2 separate regions of the Homo sapiens genome follow, and region 2 is linked to region 1. Evidence: read pairs that join two places in POLR2A ChIA-PET (ENCODE). Cell type or tissue: Panc1. All regions are shown on one strand. Links, peaks and the distances in the headings refer to the core of each region. The heading gives the core; the rest is flanking DNA.

Region 1 (11,160 bases), core at 2,784-7,783:
GAGAGAAAGAAAGAAAAAGAAAGAAAGAAAGAAAAAGAAAGAAAGAAAGAAGGAAGGAAGAAAAGAAGAAAGAAAGAAGGAAGGAAGGAAGGAAAGAAGGAAGGAAGGAAGGCAGGCTCCCTGGGGCAGGTGGCTGCACAGTCATGGCGGAGGTGACCAAAGCCACATCATGTCCGTCGTTCGTTCATCTGTCCATGCCAGATGGATCGTGGGGAAGGTGATTGGGACAAAAATACAAAAGACTGCTAAAGCGAGAGTGACCGGGCTTGTTCTGGATCCCTATTTATTAAAGTATTATAATAAGTGGAAAACCTCCTTTGTTCACGATGGCCTTCGGCAGTGCACAGCTGGGGATATCGTGCTTCTCAGAGCTTTACCTGTCCCATGAACGAAGCATGTGAAACATGAACAGGCCAAGATCATTTTCAAAGTTGGAAAAGTCATAGATCCAGTGACAGGAAAGCCCCGTGCAGGAACTACCTACCTGGAGAGTCTGTTGAGTTTAGAAACTACCCAGCTAAGCAAAAATCTGGAAGAACTCAGTATCTCTTCGGCACACTGAAGGAGGAGTGGAAGGAGCTAAAGGGAAAGATTGACATGTTTATGTTATGCAAAAATAAATTTTTCAAAGCTTCATCCCCCCGCCCCCCAAAAAAAAGAACAGTGAAGAATTGTGTCAGAGGAAGAGAAAGTTTTCCAAACTTTCTTCAATTTACTTACTTGGTCAATTAAAACCCAGACATTGAGTACTTATTGTGTGATAAGTTGCTATGTTAAAAGAAATGACATCAATAGAATTGATTCTAGTAGGTTCTGTTTAGTTCTAACAAACTTGAAAATGTTTGTTGGAATTTGAAAAATAAATGCATATGAAAGCTTAAATGTTGAAATGTTACCTCTCGTTTCTGATACAATTTGTGGAAACAGAGCTCTATCTTTAGAGTACAATTTTTTTTTTTTCTTTTGAGATGGGGTTTCGCTCTTCTTGCCCAGGCTGGAGTGCTGTGGCACGATCTCGGCTCACCGCAATCTCCGCCTCCCAGGTTCAAGCGAATCTCCTGCCTTAGCCTCCCTAGTAGCTGGGATTATAGGCACGTGCCACCAAGCCCGGCTGATTTTGTATTTTTAGTAGAGACAGGGCCTCTCCATGTTGGTCAGGCTGGTCTCGAACCTTGACCTCAGGTGATCTGCCCGCTTCGGCTTCCCAAAGTGCTGGGATTACAGGCATGAGCCACCGCGCCCGGCCTAGAGTACAATTTTTTAACAACCATTTCATTCTGACAATCAATCCTAAGAAATGACTTGATAACAGTGCAAAAAACGTGTGTTCAAGGAGTTCATTTTCCCTCACTTAGATTCTCATTCTTTGAACTCCTGACTTTCTTAGAACTCCAAGTGCCAGTTATCTTTGGATCAAGAGAAGTAATCTCTATCAACATCTGGTTGCTATGTCTCAGATTTTTAAAAGATTGTTCAAGGCTGTAAAGACACAGCCTTGAATTACTACGTTTGGGAAGCACATTGCTTCATCAGGAGATAATGGGTTTGGTAGTTTAAGTAACAGAGAGTATTGCTGTAGGAAAGATATTCCAAGTGTTAAAAAGGAACAATGAAAAAGCAAAAAAGTAAGTAGGTTCATGTTTATGGTGCTGGGCACATGCACCACTGTTCACTGTAAATATCTTCGATTTGTCATCACTTGAGGATCACGGGATATAAGCAGCCTATTGCTCTCCTCTTCTGCCTTTACTGTGTGTTCCACTCTTGAGAGTAAGACTTAATGCAAGAGGGCATTCTTTCAACTAGGTACCATGTGTGTCACTATACATTTGCCAAACCCCACACAACAAAGAGTGAACCCTAGTGAACTGTGGACTTCATGTAAACTAGGGACTTTAGTTACAATATGTCATTACTGGGGCCGGGCACATTGGCTCACACCTGTAATCTCAGCACTTCGGGGGGCTGACGCGGGCAGATCACTTGAGGTCAGGAGTTCAAGACCAGCCTGGCCAACATGGTGAAACCCTGTCTCTACTGAAAATACAAAAATTAGCCAGGCGTGTTGGCGGGCACCTGTAGTCCCAGTTACTCAGGAGGCTGAGGCAGGAGAATCGCTTGAACCTGGGAAATGGGGGTTGCAGTGAGCCGAGATCACATTACTGCACTACAGCCTGGGTAACAGAGTGAGACCCTGTCTCAAAAGAAAAAAAAAATATATATATATATATGTGTGTGTGTGTGTATCTCATTATTGGCTCATCAGTTGTAACAAATGTGCCACTCTAATGCAAGATGTGAACAGCGTACACTAAGGCACGGGGCTGAAAGGATATGTGGGGATTGCCACTCCATTTTTCCGTAAACCTAAAACTATTCAGTAATAATCCTTTTTTTTTTTTTTTTTTTTTTTAACAGTCTTGCTCTGTCACCAGGCTGGAGTGCAGTGGCGCAATCTCGGCTCACTGCAACCTCCACCTCCCAGGTTCAAGTGATTTTCCTGCCTCAGCCTCCCGAGCAGCTTGGACTACAGGTGTGTACCACCATGCCCAGCTAATTTTTGTATTTTTAGAGATGGGGTTTCACCATGTTGGCCAGAAAGGTCTCAATCTTTTGACCTTGTGATCCGCCCGCCTCAGCCTCCCAAAGTGCTGGGATTACAGACGTGAGCCACTGTACCTGGCCTAGTCCATTAAAAAAAAAAATAGGAAAAGAAAAAAACCTATAGAATTAGGAGATTTAGTGCCAGAAAGGACCTCAGCCATCTTCTGGAGAAATGCAGGGACAGACTTTACCTGTTCCCCATTCCAGGTTCAGTAGATTGGGTTCAGGTTCAACAAACTATTGCTGTTAAAAGCACACTGTGGGATTCTGATGTGTGGCCACATCTTAGAATCATTGATCTGGTCAAGAACCCTCACTGACAGATGATAACCTGAGCCCAGGTGAGGATGTGACTTGCTAAGGCCGTACTGCTCGTGGTGCCATGCTAGAGTAGAGAATAGTTCTCTCCCACTCTTTGTCTTATCTCAAGAATCTTCAGAGAGGCCACTGCATTTGAATCTAAAACTTTCTTAAGATAAATATCACAGTTGCCCTGATAGCAACAACAACACAGTCTGGGTGCAATGGCTCACGCCTATAATCCCAGCACTTTGGGAGGCCAAGGTGGAAGGATTGCTTGAGGCTATGAGTTCAGGGCTTCTTTATTTTATTTTATTTTATTTTATTTTATTTTATTTTATATTTTATTTTATTTTTTATTTTATTTTATTTTATTTATTTTATTTTATGTTATTTTATGTTATTTTATTTTATTTATTTTATTTTATGTTATTTTATGTTATTTTATTTTATTTTATTTTATTTGAGACAGAGTCTCGCTCTGTTGCCCAGGCTGGAGGGCGGTGGTGCGATCTCGGCTCACTGCAACCTCTGCCTCCTGGGTTCAAGCGATTCTCCTGCCTCAGCCTCTGGAGTAGCTGGGACTACAGGTGCGCGCCATCATGCCTGGCTAATTTTTGTATTTTTAGTAGAGACGGGGTTTCACCATGGTAGTCAGGCTGGTCTCCAGCTCCTGACCTCATGATCCACCCACCTCGGCCTCCCAAGGTGCTGGGATTATGGGCGTGAGCCACTGCGCCCGGCCAACTCCATCTTAAATAAAAAAATAAAAAGTATCTTCCTTATTACCTTGGTGAACAAAGAGGAGGATATAGTATAGCCACATTTCCTTGTCAGAAGCTTCATGAAGATGAGAAGAGGTTGCAGGAGATTCGGGTTAAGTGCCAGAATGTGCATTACTTTTGGGCTGGATCTTGTGGAAGCCACTAGCTGCTCTTTCCCTTAAAACAAACCATGTTCAGTTTGGGGAAGGTGGAAGAGCAAAGACGAAGGTGGAGATAGGCTGGCCACAGAGGGGGTTCCTCAGGCATCTCTGGGGCTGCAGGCTCTGTTCCCAGCTGGAGGGGTCTTAGGGACAGGCCCTTTCCCTCTGCTGGTTCTAGGACATGTAGAAGCAGAAGCTACTCAAGTATCTCATCCACCCAGGCATTATCCCAGAGTGATTGTGTTGATGAAATGTTCATCCCAAGACTTTGTTAATCATGATATTATTGTACTGAATTCATCTTTGGCTTCCTTCCACTTACATTTCTACCGGGAATTAAAATCACTATGTGGGAGGATAATTTTTAGTCATTTTTTCCCCCCGATCTTTGTATATTGGAGAGATTGGGAGAGATTGGCCAATTTGGAATATCCAGGTACTGCAGCACCAACCTCCTTCTTGCTGGTATGTAGAGGGTTTGGAGTGATAGCTTCTTTCTAGTGCCTTTGAATTTGGGTGCTAGTGACAAAGTGAGTGGACCTCCTAGCAGCTCTCCTACATGATGGGAATGGTAGGAGGGTGGTAGCAATTGCCAGTCAGAGACAATTAAGCTGCAGTTGGTTTGCACAGGGCAGGACTAGGAGTTTCCCAACAGCGATGGTGGCCTATTCTGAGTCATCCAAATACCTTTTTTTTTTTTTTTCTTTCCCGAGACGGAGTCTCGCTCTGTCTCCCAGGCTGGAGTGCAGTGGCGCAATTTTTGCTCACCGAAAGCTCCGCCTCCCGGGTTCATGCCGTTCTCCTGCCTCAGCCTCCCGAGTAGAGTAGCTGGGACTACAGGCGCCCGCCACCAAGCCCGGCTAATTCTTTTTTTTTTATTTTTAGTAGAGATGGGGTTTCATTGTGTTAGCCAGGATGATCTCCATCTCCTGACCTCGTGATCCGCCCGCCTCAGCCTCCCGAAGTGCTGGGATTACAGGCGTGAGCCACCGTGCCCGGCCCTTCCTGGTTTCTTTGATGACCACTTGCCATGAGTTACCAGATTATCTGTTAGGGATTAAAGGTTCACAAGGTGATTTTTTAAAAATTCTCAATGAATATTTACTTGGTTGCTGCTATTGGAGCTATCACCTTAGATTGAAATTTTGCTTAGGGAAGGTCCCTGGAGTTGTAAATATCTCGCCTAGAGGTTGATAAATTCACTGCAGTAATATGCTACCCTTAGGTTAAAGTTGAGTCTTTAAAGGAAAGCTAGACTTTAAGGACCTAGGGTGGTAGATGAGGACTTCTGTCTTGGAAAACAGAGAAAGAAAGGGAAGCAAGCCATCGTGGGATCTATGGATTTCTTTTTTTTTTTTTTTTTTTTTTTTTTTGAGATGGAATCTCGTTCTGTCGCCCAGGCTGGAGTGCAGTGGCACAATCTCAGCTCATTGCAACCTCCACCTCCCGGGTTCAAGCGATTCTCCTGCCTCAGCCTCCCAAGTAGCTGGGACTACAGGGGCGTGCCACCACGCCCGGATAATTTTTGTATTTTTAGTAGAGATGGGGTTTCACCATGTTGGCCAGGATAGTCTTGATCTCTTGACCTTGTGATCCTCCCGCCTCAACCTCCCAAAGTGCTGGGATTACAGGCGTGAGCTACCATGCCCGGCCTATGGATTTCTTTTAAGTTTTCCAGGAAAATGATTTATACATAGACATAAGACATAAATATTTCTCTACTTGCAAACAGTTGCCTGAGAAGTGACTTCTAGTGATTATAGGAGATATTGCTAAGTGAAAAAAGCTAAGTGCAAAAGAACATATATTTTCTACTTTTGTAAAAGAAAAAAGGAAACATAAGGAAAAATACAACTATCTTTTTTTTTTTTTTTTTTTTTGAGACAGAGTTTTGCTCTTGTTGCCCAGGCTGGAGTGCAATAGCACGATCTTGGCTCACCACAACCTCTGCCTCCCGAGTTCAAGCAATTCTCCTGCCTCAGCCTCCCAAGTAGCTGGGATTACAGGCATGCACCACTGTGCCTGGCTAATTTTGTATTTTTTTTTTTTTAGTAGAGACGGGGTTTCTCCATGTTGGTCAGGCTGGTCTCGAACTCCTGACCTCAGGTGATCCACCCGCCTCAGCCTCCCAAAGTGCTAGGATTACAGGCGTGAGGCACCGCGCCTGGCCTATCTTCTTATCTTTGTAAAACACACAGGACGGATAAACAGAAAACAGTAAAGTCGATTACCAACAAAGGGTGGGTGGGAACAAGGAGAAGGGGATATGTGAGGAGGGTTACTTGTCTAAGACACCCTTTTGCATAGTTTTGGCTTTGGGGAGCCTGTTAATGTCCTACATATTCAAAAATAAATTTAAATCAAGGATGGGGCCAGACTTGGTGGCTCATGCTTATAATCTCAGCACTTCGGGAGACTGAGGTGGGAGGATCGTTTGAGCTGAGGACCAAATGATCCTCCCGCCTAAGACCAGTCTGAGCTACACGGTGAGACCCCCATCCCTATTTTTTTAAGTTATATTTAAATATAAGTATATATATAATAGGGATAGGGGAAATCCTAAAACTGAGAGCAACATGAAATGAAGAAACCCAGTTGTATTTCAAATGAATTCCATAACCACAGTGAAGAGGGGAGAAAAAGAAATAATCCAGGGAGCTACGAACACAGTATTCTATGAGATATGCTCCATCTTGTCTAAAGTTGGGTGGTGAGGGAAACTCGCAAAGAAATTTTAAACTCTTACGATATACTTTATGTAGTGATACTGGCAAAGCAACTCTGAAACAGTTTTAGATGTATTTTAGCATTGAGCAAATGAGTTATTGTTTTGGAGAGCCAGGGTTCTCACTGAGAAAGAAGGAACATATAGAAAGGAAATGGGAGATGGGGGAAAAGAACATTGTGGGAATCAATTGGAATCAGAAGAATAGGTATGAACTGATTTCTGAAATACATGCATGTATAAGTATTCCCATGTACATGCGTGTGTGCATAAGTGTATATGTATGTGTGTGTGTGTATACATTTTTTACTTAGCTCTATCCATCAAAGGACCAGGACCAAGAAGCAAAGTCACCCCGCTAGTAACAAGCACATCAAGTGCCAAGATCTTGGTCTCTATTATCATTTCCCATTCAAAGGAACCAGGGGTACTGGGAGAAATGGCTGATTACAGGCTGGGGCAGGAGAGGTACAACTTGAGCCTGGAACATCTTGTTATTGTCACAAGGTATGGACATGCTGAAAGAATGATGGGAGCCTGTCACAAGGACACAGTGCTAGCTTGAAAGTGCTTTGATTGGCCAAACCAGGGACCATGTGGACACCAAAATAATTATGGACAGTAAGGAATTATATGCCATTGGAGAAAAAATAGGAATTTACACATCCATATTGATTACTAACTAATAAGTGGAAAGTAGGGAGGCTATGCTTACAGCGGCATGCTCAGGCTCACCAATATGCGTGGAGGGGATGGGTGCTGTGAAATCATCCTTTCATGGCCATTGTAGTAGAGACTGGATCAGGGGAGAATCATCCATGAGTGTCACGTTTAGGAGGAAATTGTGATAAGGAACGGGACATTTGCGATGTCTTAAAAGTGTCTCCCCACAAATTACAAGTTCAAAAAATACATACAGTGGAGAAATCAAACAACACGTTGACCACATGACCAAAGTATAAAATCAAAATGCAATCACCGACAAGGGGCAGAGACCTCACGTGCCTCCAGATGTCACATCTGAAAGGACGCAGCATCACCTATGTGATGTTCCAGCAAGAACAGAGACCTTGAATTAAATCACGAGGAAATGACAGAGAAAGCCCAAAAGTGGGAGGTTCAGTTTTAAAAAGAGAGAGAGAGAGAGAGAAGGAATACCATATTCTTTTAATGTCAGTGTTGTAAATGACAAATACAGGTTGTGGAGGCCGGGCACAGTGGCTCACGCCTGTAATCTCACTTTGGGAGGCCAAGGTGGGCAGATCACCTGAGGTCAGGAGTTCGAGACCAGCCTGGCCAACATGGTAAAACCGTGTCTCTACTAAAAATATAAAAATTAGCTGGGCATGGTGGCAGGCGCCTGTAATCCCAGCTACTTGGGAGGCTGAAGCACAAGAATCGCTTGAACCCGGGAGGCGGAGGTTGCAGTAAGCCAAGACCATGCCACTGCACTCCAGCCTGGGTGACAGAGATAAACTCAGTCTCAAATATATATATATATACATACACACACACATATATATGTTGTGTAAATATTTCATATATATATATGTGTGTGTGTATATATGTGTGTGTGTGTGTGTGTGTGTGTGTATATATATATATATATATGTTGTGGAAATGTTTCAGATTAAAGGACATGGCTACCTAAAGTAACACCTGATTCTAGACTGGATCCTGTGCTAGAGGAAAAATAATACTATAACTGACATCATTGGGTCAATGACGAAATCAGACTATTAGATAACTGTGAATGTTAATGTTAAATTGTCTGAAGTTGATAATTCTACTATGGTTATGTAAGAGAATGTGAGAGACTACCCCTGAAGTATTTAGGGGTAAAGGGGGATAATGAACTATATGTAACTTAAGCTCAAATGGTTCAGCAGTGAGCCTGGTGTCTGGGCGCGTGCAAGCCCTCTTCATCTGTCTGTCCCTGGCAGTGCTGCGCCGTTAATTATGTTATGGCTGGGGATTGGATTGAATTGGAATTGCACTGCTGTGACTCTGTAGAGAACAGGAGAGAATATAGGATTCTCTGTTTTCAAGGCCTGGAAACAATTAGAATATTGATCACCTCTAACCGCTTTTTAAACAGTTAAAAGTTAAAAGCTCCCTTTGGGAGTTTGCCTGTGTAAACTTATGTGAAGCCAGGCAGCTGACCAGAGCCTGGGATTCATGGATAATAACTACATCAGTCAGTAAACACACAAATAATCAAGAATTAACTTGATTAAGCGTCAATGTGAAACTGTCAAATCCGCAGGACATTTTATCAAGGCTTTTAATTTTTTTTTTAATTTTTACAAATGGAATGCTTCATGAATTTGTGTGTCATCCTTGTGCAAAGGCCATGCTAATCTTCTCTATATCATTCCAATTTTAGTATATGTGCTGCCGAAGCAAGCACATGTCCAGGATTTTTTTTTTTTATCTTGGTAGAGAAAAAATTAAGAGATTCAGTGTCTGTTATAATCTTTCCCTTCCCAAATGTTGATGTTATTATATAATGCATGAATTTTGCCATTTATGTAGGATGCTAGCATTAGAACCATTTAATAAGGCAAATCTGATGGGAGTGTAACATGAATATATGAATACTTTCAGCCCCGGGTTCTCCAATGCACAATTACACATTGTTGGTAAACAACCTGAGACTATTTTAGGCTGGCTGGTGTAATGTGTCTCTTATTGGCAAGATATACACTGGATATTGTGGCAGAGGTGTCAGATGTAAAGACAATTTCTATTTCTTAAAAAAACAAACACCATAAACAAAACCACTTTATCATTCTGAAAAATTCCACATTTACTCACTATGCAAAGATACCAACTCTAAGTTGCCTTGTTCATATTATATTCTAAATTCCAGAGTTTGGGGTTTGTGACATCTTTCAGGAGATCTGAAAAAGGCAGTAATGGATACACCCCAGGCTGCTTTGCTCTGAGCAGCTGGTAGAGTAAAATATTTAATATCTCTCTCACTACTAGGGTGACATTTTCCTGTGGCCTGAGACAGTAGGTTACGAGTTAGGTATTTCCCTTGCTATTAATGATTCAACACACGAAAGTAAATTTGAGCCCCGGCGTGGGCTGTAGTAACTTCTCAGCTGTCCCTGAAGTGTCAATTTGGTGATGTGTTTCTTCTCCTAGTATTTAATTATCTCACATAAGAAAAACAACAGCTAATATTTACTGAGCCTTCCTTTGGGTCAAGCCCTATTCCAGAGCTTTCCATATATTGAATCATTTTATCCTCACAGCAGCTGTAAAAGGCAGCTGCTATTGTTTTTACTCATTTTACAGATGATAAACTGAGGAACAGCAATATTACTTCATAATATATATATATATATATTTTTTTGTTAGACAGAGTCTCACTCTGTCACCCAAGCTGGAGTGCAGTGGTGTGATCTTGGCATACTGCAACCTCCGCCTCCCAGGTTCAAGCAATTCTCCTGCCTCAGCCTCCTGAGTAGCTGGGATTACAGGCATGTGCCACCATGCCTGGCTAAGTTTTGTATTTTTAGTAGAGACGGGGTTTTACCACGTTGACCAGACTGGTCTCGAACTCTTGACTTCAAATGATCCACCTGCCTCAGGCTCCCAAAGTGCTAGGATTACAGGCATGAGCCCCTGTGCCAGGCTGAAACTGATTCTTAAAAGAAAAAAATTGTAATGCACAAAAAGAACAAGTAAATGCTAAATATTCCTGTTTAACCAAAGAAGAAATATGCCTCCTCAAGTCCAATGCAAATGGAGTGGCCCTGACTCATAAAACATTATAGTTTTCTATAACATTTTCACTTTATTAAATATTCAGATGTATCTTTTTTTTTTTCTTTTCTTTCTTTCTTTTTTTTTTTTTTTTTGAGACAGAGTCTTGTTCTGTCTGTAGCCCAGGGTGGTATGTAGTGGCATGATCTCAGCTCACTGCAACCTCCGCCTCCCAGGTTCAAGCAATTCTCCTGCCTCAGCCTCCCAAGTAGCTGGGACTACAGAAGTGCACCACCAAGCCCAGCTAATTTTTGTATTTTTAGTAGAGATGGGGTTTCACCATGTTGACCAGGCTGGTCATGAACTCCTGACCTTAGGTGATCTGCCCGCCTCAGCCTCCCAAAGCGCTGGGATTACAGGCGTGAGCCACTGTGCCCGGCCTGTATTTCATTTTTTAAAATAATCTCCTCTTAACTGTCTATGAAAAGATTATTTAATATCTGAGTTTTCAAGATGGAGCCAATGGCTGCATAAAGCATGTGTTCCCTTCAGAGCCTGTGTTGGTGATTAGTACACATGTGCTTTACACAGTGGTGACCTCATGTTAATACATTGGTTTATGTGAAGGAGAGTTTTTGTTGTGTTGTTGTTGCCTTGTTTTAATTTAGAAAGATTTCAAACACATGTAGAAATAGTAAAATGAACCCCCTTGTTCATGGCCAAGGCCAATGTTGTTTTTATCTATAGATCTGTCCACTTCCTCTCTTTCCATATTATTTCCAAGTAAGCTCAGCCAATGCATCTTTTCATTCAACCTGGTTTTGAAATGTGGTTTGTTTCACTTGTTCATACCATGATCAAGGTGGTTTGCTGAGTATACTTTGAGGAA
Region 2 (8,468 bases), core at 390-5,389, 65 kb after region 1:
TTTTTAAAGTCTTTACCAATAGGCAATTTATTTATTTATTTTTGAGACAGAGTCTCACTCTGTCGCCCAGGCTGGAGTGTAGTGGTGCTATCTCAGCTCACTGCAACCTCCACACCCCCTGGGTTCAAACAATTCTCCTGCCTCAGCCTCTTGAGTAACTGAGATTACAGGCTCCAGCCCCCACACCCAGCTAATTTTTGCATTTTTAGTAGAGATGGGGTTTCACCATGTTAGCCAGGCTGGTCTCGAACTCCTGATCTCAAGTGATCTGCCCACCTTGGCCTGCCAAATTGCTGGGATTACAGGGGTGAGCCACAGCAGCTGGCCCCAGGAGGCAATTTTGAATTCTCCTTGTGTTGGTTTTGGTTACTATGCTATCATTTAAAAGAGAATGAAGTTCTGTTTTTGACCAGTTTTCTGACCAGTTTTCAAGGCATTTATTGAGTGCTCACGAGGTTGCCGGCACTTTACATATTAGCTCATTTAATCCTCTAAACGACCATGTGAGACGAATATTATTCGTCTGTATTACCCATGAGGAATCGGAGGCCCAGGGAGGTGCAGCAGCCCGCCCAAGGTCACACAGTAAGTGGTAGAGTCGGGACATTGCTCCCTCTGCTCCTCGCGCCTCACGCTCCAGATGTGCATACACTGCTTTACAGAGAGCGGAAATCATGAGACTGAAAACTAGGGCTGTCATTGCTTCATAGATCAGGCAATTGACTGTTGGAAATCTATCACACTTTTTTTTTTTTTTTGGCGGAAAAAAATACTTAAAGCCAATTAACCACTTCTTAATTGTACAGGCTAATTGGTTAAAAACCAATTAACCACTTCTTAATTGTAAAGGCTTAACTGACAAAGACACTGCATTCTCTTTAAGGCCCCGAGGCTATACCCAAATTGGATTATGGGCAGTTGCCTGATAGAGCTTTCTGTTGTCAGGTTGGTCTCAAACTCCTGACCTCAAGTGATCTGCCTGCCTCTGCCTCCCAAAGTGCTGCCATTACATGCGTGAGCCGCGGCGCCCGACTGTTTATTCTCAACTATAAAACTGCTATTATTTCCATGAGAGATTCTAAAGCTTTACAAAGACATAAGATCCTAACATGCCCTGCCAGAACAGAATGGTGAGGTTGAGAATGAACTTCCCTAGGGAAAATTCCTGAGTATTCGTGAATCCTATATAAAGCCTTCAGTCGTGAGACGGCAGCCTCACCCTTGAGAGCACCTGCCCCGGCCTGCCCTTGTGCCCACCCACGACCTTACCTTGCACTATGGTGGGGCAGTTGGGAGTAAAGCTAAGACTTCCTTTTCCAAATAAAATTGTCTTTCAAAAACATGTGATCCAGTTATTCACTCTGGAAAAGAATTTGACAGAGGCGAAACAGAATTTCTGTAACAAATATGTGTTATAGAATCATTTTAATGTGATTAAATATTAGACACTACATTTTCAAACAGCACTTTGGTAGTCCTAGCTGATGGTAAAGTTAAAGTTAATGAGAAGGATGTTTGTGGGTACCTCTGTCCTAACCTTCACAACAACAAACAGTGAAGGGAACCAACATTTCCCAAGGTCAGAAATTTTCTCGACTTCAGGGGATAACCTTTTCCAAACCTGAAGTTCCAAGGTGAACAGAGTTTGAAAATAGAAACAGCTAATTATTTAGGCTTCATGTCCAGGTATGGCTAATGTAACTTTGGATGATTAACTTCCACTTTGAACTCAAAAATTTGTTCATTTAATTCATTTTTTCCCCATTCCTTTAGAGAAACCAATTTAAAATTTAAGATGTCACTTGAAATCACAGACCAGTACCTCCAAAGAGAAGATACATTGGCTACATTTGATGGTTTGTACCAAACATGTCTTACTTTGCTTTAAATTTTAGTTGCTTGGTTCAATTCCTATTGATTAAAACCAGAAAGACTTTTGTATGTGATTAATTATGTGAATCTTATATTTTTAAAAGGTTTTATTGAATGTGAAGAACCCAATAACAGACTAGATAAGTTTACAGGAACACTATTTTGGAGAAACACAAGTTTTCCTTTGGATGCTGATAAAATTTTGTTACGTGGCTGTGTAATTAGGAACACCGATTTCTGCCACGGCTTAGTCATTTTTGCAGGTACGTTCAGAGTTTCTTGGGAAATTAATCAGCTATGATCTTTAAAGACTTAGAGGGGATTGCTTTTCTGTCCTTTGTCCATCAAAACCAAAAGAAGAGTAATAGCATCATGAGCTTTTTTTTTTTTTTTTTTTTTTTTTTGAGACAGAGTCTCACTCTGTAGCCCAGGCTGGAGTGCAGTGGCATAATCTCAGCTCACTGCAACCTCTGTCTCCTGGGTTCAAGTGATTCTCCTGTCTCAGGCTCCAGAGTAGTTGGGATTATAGGCATGTGCCACCATGCCCAGATAATTTTTGTATTTTTAGTAGAGACAGGGTTTTGCCATGTTGGCCAGGCTGGCCTCGAACCCCTGACCTCAGGTGATCCGCCCAACTCAGCCTCCAAAACTGCTGGGATTACAGGCGTAAGCCACCATGCCTGGCCAAGAAGAGTAATTTTATTGGTGAGCTAGTGAATTGATTTTTCCCAACTGATGACTACATTGAATTTTCCATTTTCAGGTGCTGACACTAAAATAATGAAGAATAGTGGGAAAACCAGATTTAAAAGAACTAAAATTGATTACTTGATGAACTACATGGTTTACACGGTATTTATTTTTCATCTCAGTAGATCTCTCATCTAGATTGCTGTCTTTTGCACTAATATTATCGTATGTTTTTCTAATACAAAATCTTACCTCTTTAGGTGGAATAGAAAAATTATTGGGCACTCCAAGCTTCAAATGCAGGAAGAAGGGATTTTTTTTTCCAGAAATGCCTTACTTTTTCTCAGAAATGCCACACTTTTAACAGGAGAATTCCCTTGGGAAGGGAAATTTCGGTTGTAGGGTGCCCTGAGTGCTTTGATGACGGGAACTGGAAAACCAGGAAGCCCTAGATAAATTAGTGAAGCTGGACTCCTGAAGTCAATGTAGGGTTGATTTCATTGCTGTTACTTTCCCATAGAGGCAGTTCTCTTAGAAGCAAGCCTCCCCCAGCACCCCCAACATATACTGTATAGCTCCAAATACAAGGCAAGGCTAAAAATAAAGTATGTCGAGGACACTCAAGACCACTCCCAGGTTTGATGATTCACTGGAAGGACTCATAGGCCTCAGCACATAGTCGTATTCACAGCTGTGAGTCATTACAACAAAAGGACACAGAGCAAGATCACCAAAGACTCATGGAGCAAAGTGCAAAGGAAACCAGGCACAAGCTTCCAAAAGTCGGCCGTCCTGCCCCCACTCCCCACCAAACCACACACACAATAGGCACTTAATTCTCCCAGCAGCAATTAATGACACCACATGTGAAATGTTGTCTATACCAGGGAAGCTCATGAGAGACTCAGTGTCAAAGGTTTTTAACAAAAAAACTCTAGACTCCCCAAAAGAATGCAGATGGTCAGCATAAACCATGCTGTTTGCACAGTTAGGCATCATGAGTTTTTTTATTATTATTATTATTTGTTTTTTTTTGAGATTGAGTTTCACTCTTGTTGCCCAGGCTGGAGTACAATGGCATGATCTTGGCTCACTGCAATCTCCGTCTCCCAGGTTCAAGTGATTCTCCTGCCTCAGCCTCCCAAGTAGCTGGGATTACAGGCACCTGCCACCACACCTGGCTAATTTTTGTATTTTTAGTAGAGACGGGGTTTCACCATGTTGGCCAGGCTGGTCTCGAACCCCTGACCTCAAGTGATCTGCCTGCCTCGGCCTCCCAAAGTGCTTGGATTACAAGCATGAGCCACTGCACCCGGCCCATGAGCTATTCTTATCAGAGAATAAAAAATAACTGGGAAATCCTCCAAACATCTAAGTTACCAGATACCAGCCCAGGGCGAACCTTGCAAGCCGGCCTTCGGAGGAAGCAGTCTCAGACCTGCTATGTTTGCTCTTTTCTGCCCACGTGGTGACCCCAAATATTAAGCACTCCTTCTATTTCCCAATGAAAAATTTTTTCAAGTATTTAATTCAATTTGAATGCATACTTCTAAAACTTATTCTTTGATTGCATATACATGTTTAAAATCACATAAAAATAATAATTTAAGAAACATTTTCCCCTGCTTTCTCATTTCATGAAAATTGTATTTGAACTTTTCACATTCATCTTTGGTGTCATGGTTGTGGTTATCCACTCTCAAAGAGCCTGTTTGGCACTCTGCTCTTTCCACGACAAAGTTGTGAGATATAGCACTTTTGGACTCCATGTCCAGAAATTTAAATTTGTCTCTGGAAATTTTATTCCCACTTGCGAATCTCCAAGTACCACTAGGATGGTTGACTTTTTATTCCTTCCATAAATATATGCTCATAACTTCTACAACATAATACTTATCATATTGCTTCTTAAGTGATCTTATTTTACAATGTCATGCAATACTTATGACATTACACCTTAAGGAATAATCGCCCAAATATAGGTGAAATTTTCTTGCCCTGAAAAAAAAATTCTGGCTGGGTGAGGGCCACCTGTAATCCCAGCAGTTTGGGAGACTGAGGCATGCAGATCACTTGAGGACAAGAGTTCGAGACCAGCCTGGCCAACATGGTGAAACTCGTCTCTACTAAAAAGACAAAAATTAGCCGGCCTTGGTGGCGCGTGCCTGTAATCCCAGCTACTCAGGAGGCTGAAGCATAAGAATTGTTTGAACCAGGGAGGTGGAGGTTGTAGTGAGCCACAATGGCACCACTGCACTCCAGCCTGGGTGATACAGTGAGACGCTGTCTAAAAAAAAAAAAAAAAAAAAAAAAAAAAATCTGTTGAATATCTTCTATAAGCATTCCAGTTTTCCAGTTCAGCCTTGTTGGAAGTTGTTTCATGCTAAGTAAGATATCTTCCCCAAACAGTATGTTATTGTTCAAAGTAAACGTAATTGAGAGAATGCCCTGTAATATAAGATTCTTCAAGGATTTGAATATAAGACACCACCTTCTCTTTGGAGAGATAATTTTGGGAACAAAACCTTACCTTCTATGGGAGATGTAGGATACATCAGTCAATTGCAGCAATCAAATAGACTTTCAAAGCGTTATGATAGTGCTGTTTTTATTTGACATATATTATTTTTCAGACTACTAAATTCTCAATCATATGAAGTATTGAGTAAGGTTAATTAGCATCTAGGAAATGCAAGAGGTTGGAAATCCATCTTCAGAATGCATTTAAATGTTTTCTGTCTTCTAGATCTTTGTTGTTCTTATTCTGCTTTCTGCTGGTCTTGCCATCGGCCATGCTTATTGGGAAGCACAGGTGGGCAATTCCTCTTGGTACCTCTATGATGGAGAAGACGATACACCCTCCTACCGTGGATTCCTCATTTTCTGGGGCTATATCATTGTTCTCAACACCATGGTACCCATCTCTCTCTATGTCAGGTAAGGCTGTCCTCTCTGGCATTTTGCTTTAATGGAAGAATGTTGTACCTTCTCCCAACATAGTGCCTTCATTTCTAGTGATCACTGTTTCAAAGGTCACAAAGAACAGGTAAGAAAATCACGTTCATTTCAGAATTGAGGGTAAGAGAGGAAAAGGAAATTAACATTTGAGTATCCACTCTGTGCCAGGCACCTTTTATCTCATCCTGTTTGCAGATAAGGGTAGGGAATTTCAAAGATCGATTGCTACTCCTGTAGTCATTGTCTTATTAGTAAGGTTCCCTTCTCACCGGGTTCCAAAGCCCAGACTTCAGAAAGGGACTGGGAGGAGGGGAAGATTTAGCAGGTGATGGAAAAACTTAGTTTTCCCTTTTGGAAGTGGTCCTCACCTCTTATCTGAGCCTTTATTATCATCTGCCACACCCAAGGTGGAGAACTTGTGCTTTCCGGCCACTACCTCCTAGTAGGAAAGAAACTCCCTGTCCTTCATCAACCTCTCAAAATGTTCTCTTTTTCATCTCAAATCTCAACCACAACAACAAAGTCAGGGGCATATCTCCGATAAGTGGTAAGCAGCTGATTTGGTGATACTTCTTCATTTTTTACTTTTACTTTTTTTTTTTTTTTTTTTGAGATGGAGTTTCACTCTTGTTGCCCAGGCAGGAATGCAATGGCATGATCTAGGCTCACTGCAACCTCTGCCTCCTGGATCCAAGCAGTTCTCCTGCCTCAGCCTCCTGAGTAGCTGGGATCACGGGTGCCCATCACCATGTCTGGCTACTTTTTTGTATTTTTAGTAGAGACAGGTTTCACCAAGTTGGCCAGGCTGGTCTTCAACTCCTGACCTCAGGTGATCTGCCCACCTCACCTCCCAAAGTGCTGGGATTACAGGCATGAGCCACCACACCCGGCCTTTTTCTCTTTTTAATATGAAAGTTCACTGCCCTTGGCCAAACTGACTTTGAGACCTTTTTGGGAGGGATAGTGCTTTGGAATAAACCCAGCAGCCAGAGTTCATTCTTAGTTCTGATAAAGAATAGCCCAGAGACATAGGAATCACATACACACCTATAATTAGAGGCATTTATTTTATTTTAGTGTCATTATATGTGCATTTGCTTTATTTTTAATTTGATTACATGTAGTTACTGTTGTTCTTTTAACATGAAGGAAAGCCCTGGGGCAGCCATCTGTTCCACAGCTACTTTGAGAAAAACCGAGTTGAGTGTTACCTTTGTCAAGGGAACTATTACATAGATAATTTTGCCTAAAACCATCAATGTGTATTATAAAAGAAACTGTATACATAATTTTATATAAAGGTATGTCATGTGACAAATACGATTTCTTTTTTCTTGGAGATAAAGGTCCTTTGAAAACATGCTGGAGCAAGTTCTTCCAGATAGTATCTCTGCTTTGACTTCAAACCTCATTCAGAATAAACCCAACCCCAGGGCCCCAAGTGTGATCTGGTGCTCAGCCTTCCACTCCGCCCGTACCTTCTGCACCTCAGCCCACCTCCCTGGGCTTCTGCCACTCTGGCCCCTTGATATTCTTCCTGCACAGGGCCTTTGTCCCTGCTCTTTTCTCTGCCAGGGGCATTCCTTACATAGGTATCTATCTGCTCCCCTTTCACTACAAAGGCCTTTACTCAGACAACACCTTATTACCCTGACCTTTCCTGACTCATTCTGTTTCTGACCACTTCTCCTTCCTGGAGATCTTCATATCTCCTTACCTTGCTTTGCTTTGATTTTTGTTTGTTTGTTTGTTGTTTGTTTGTTTTGTTTTGAGACAGAGTCTTGCTCTGTTTCCCAGGCTGGAGTGCAGTCGCGCGATCTCAGCTCACTGCAACCTCCACCTGCTGGGTTCAAGTGAGTCCCCTGCCTCAGCCTCCTTAGTGGCTGGAATTACAAGTACATGCCACTATGCCTGGCTAATTTTTGTATTTTTAGTAGAGACGGGGTTTCACCATGTTGGTCAGGCTGGTCTTGAACTCCTGACCTCATGATCCGCCCACCTCGGCCTCCCAAAGTGTTGGAATTACAGGCGTGAGCCACCACACCTGGCCCCCTGCTTTGATTTTCTGCAGAGAACTTTCACCTCTGATAGAGCCTCTCTTTATTAATTTATTTGTCTGTCTCTACTAGAAAGTAACCTCCTTAAGAGAAAGGACTTTGTTTTGTTTACAGACATGTCCCCTGCACCTAGAATGGTATCTGGTACATAGTAGGCACTTAGGAAATACTTACGGAAGGGAGAGAAGTGGGGAGAGCATCATTTTTCCATCTGTTTAACTTGTTAAGGACTTCCTTGGCCCACCTAACAATTGCTGGCTATGTAAACAGCTTCCTTATAACTGAGATAGGTAATGTCCCTTATAGTTTTAAAATTCAGATGATCCTTTTATAATATCTTATTTTGGATATTCTATAACCTTATCATAATTTAGGGATCATGATTTGGGGTATTTGCCAAAAGCCTTTTGCCCTGTTTGAGAGCACAGTGGAGTCTGTACCCTAGGGTACTCTCACTCCCTCTGCCCTACCACTTAGGGCAAAGGTGAACATGGCCATTCCAGTGCCCCTGGGTGCTATGGGGAATGGGGGAAGAGTCAAGCTTGCTGTGTCCACTGCTCTGTCTGCAGTGTTGCTGTGTCTTCCATTCTGCTGGGCTGTGTATTCTGAACATGGGTGCCTTGGCTAAATGTGCCCAGGAGTGAGTGGGAAATCTCACTGAGCAATTTTGAGTGGAAATTACTTGTCTAAAATCAGCTTGACCCTGAAGCCTGAGAATGATGCATGTGGTTAGGAGAAACCAGAGGCTGAGTGCATGGGCTTGTCTCCTTGTAGAGGGCTTAGTTTGGGCTGATATAACAAAAGACCTTCGAAATTTATTGCTCAGAGTTCTGGAGGCTGGGAAGTCTCAAATCAAAGCATCGGCAGATTCAGGGTCTGGCAAAGGCTCAC

The links. Peaks named below come from ENCODE experiments on the same cell type or tissue, not always from the same donor. Only the 100,000 strongest peaks of a DNase experiment are listed, where the experiment ranks them.
Region 2: POLR2A ChIA-PET joins it to region 1 with 7 read pairs; 4 of 35 experiments call an interaction of 5 or more read pairs at or near these places.

Annotation. Positions count from the first base shown.
Region 1 is chr18:57,753,198-57,764,357 of GRCh38, reverse strand. The region is part of intron 1 of ATP8B1 (ATPase phospholipid transporting 8B1); the gene reads left to right. It also overlaps the pseudogene RNU6-742P and the pseudogene MRPS17P7. Among named protein-coding and RNA genes, the nearest start is that of ATP8B1, 45 kb to the left of the region's middle. In Panc1, for the core only: no CTCF peak of the experiment used is centred there; no DNase peak of the experiment used is centred there.
Region 2 is chr18:57,688,838-57,697,305 of GRCh38, reverse strand. ATP8B1 (ATPase phospholipid transporting 8B1) reads left to right here. Exons shown (of 28, transcript NM_001374385.1): 9 at 1,774-1,856; 10 at 1,977-2,135; 11 at 2,636-2,724; 12 at 5,309-5,499. Among named protein-coding and RNA genes, the nearest start is that of ATP8B1-AS1, 63 kb to the right of the region's middle. RefSeq lists an enhancer at 2,420-3,619. In Panc1, for the core only: no CTCF peak of the experiment used is centred there; a DNase peak (open chromatin) is centred at 3,245.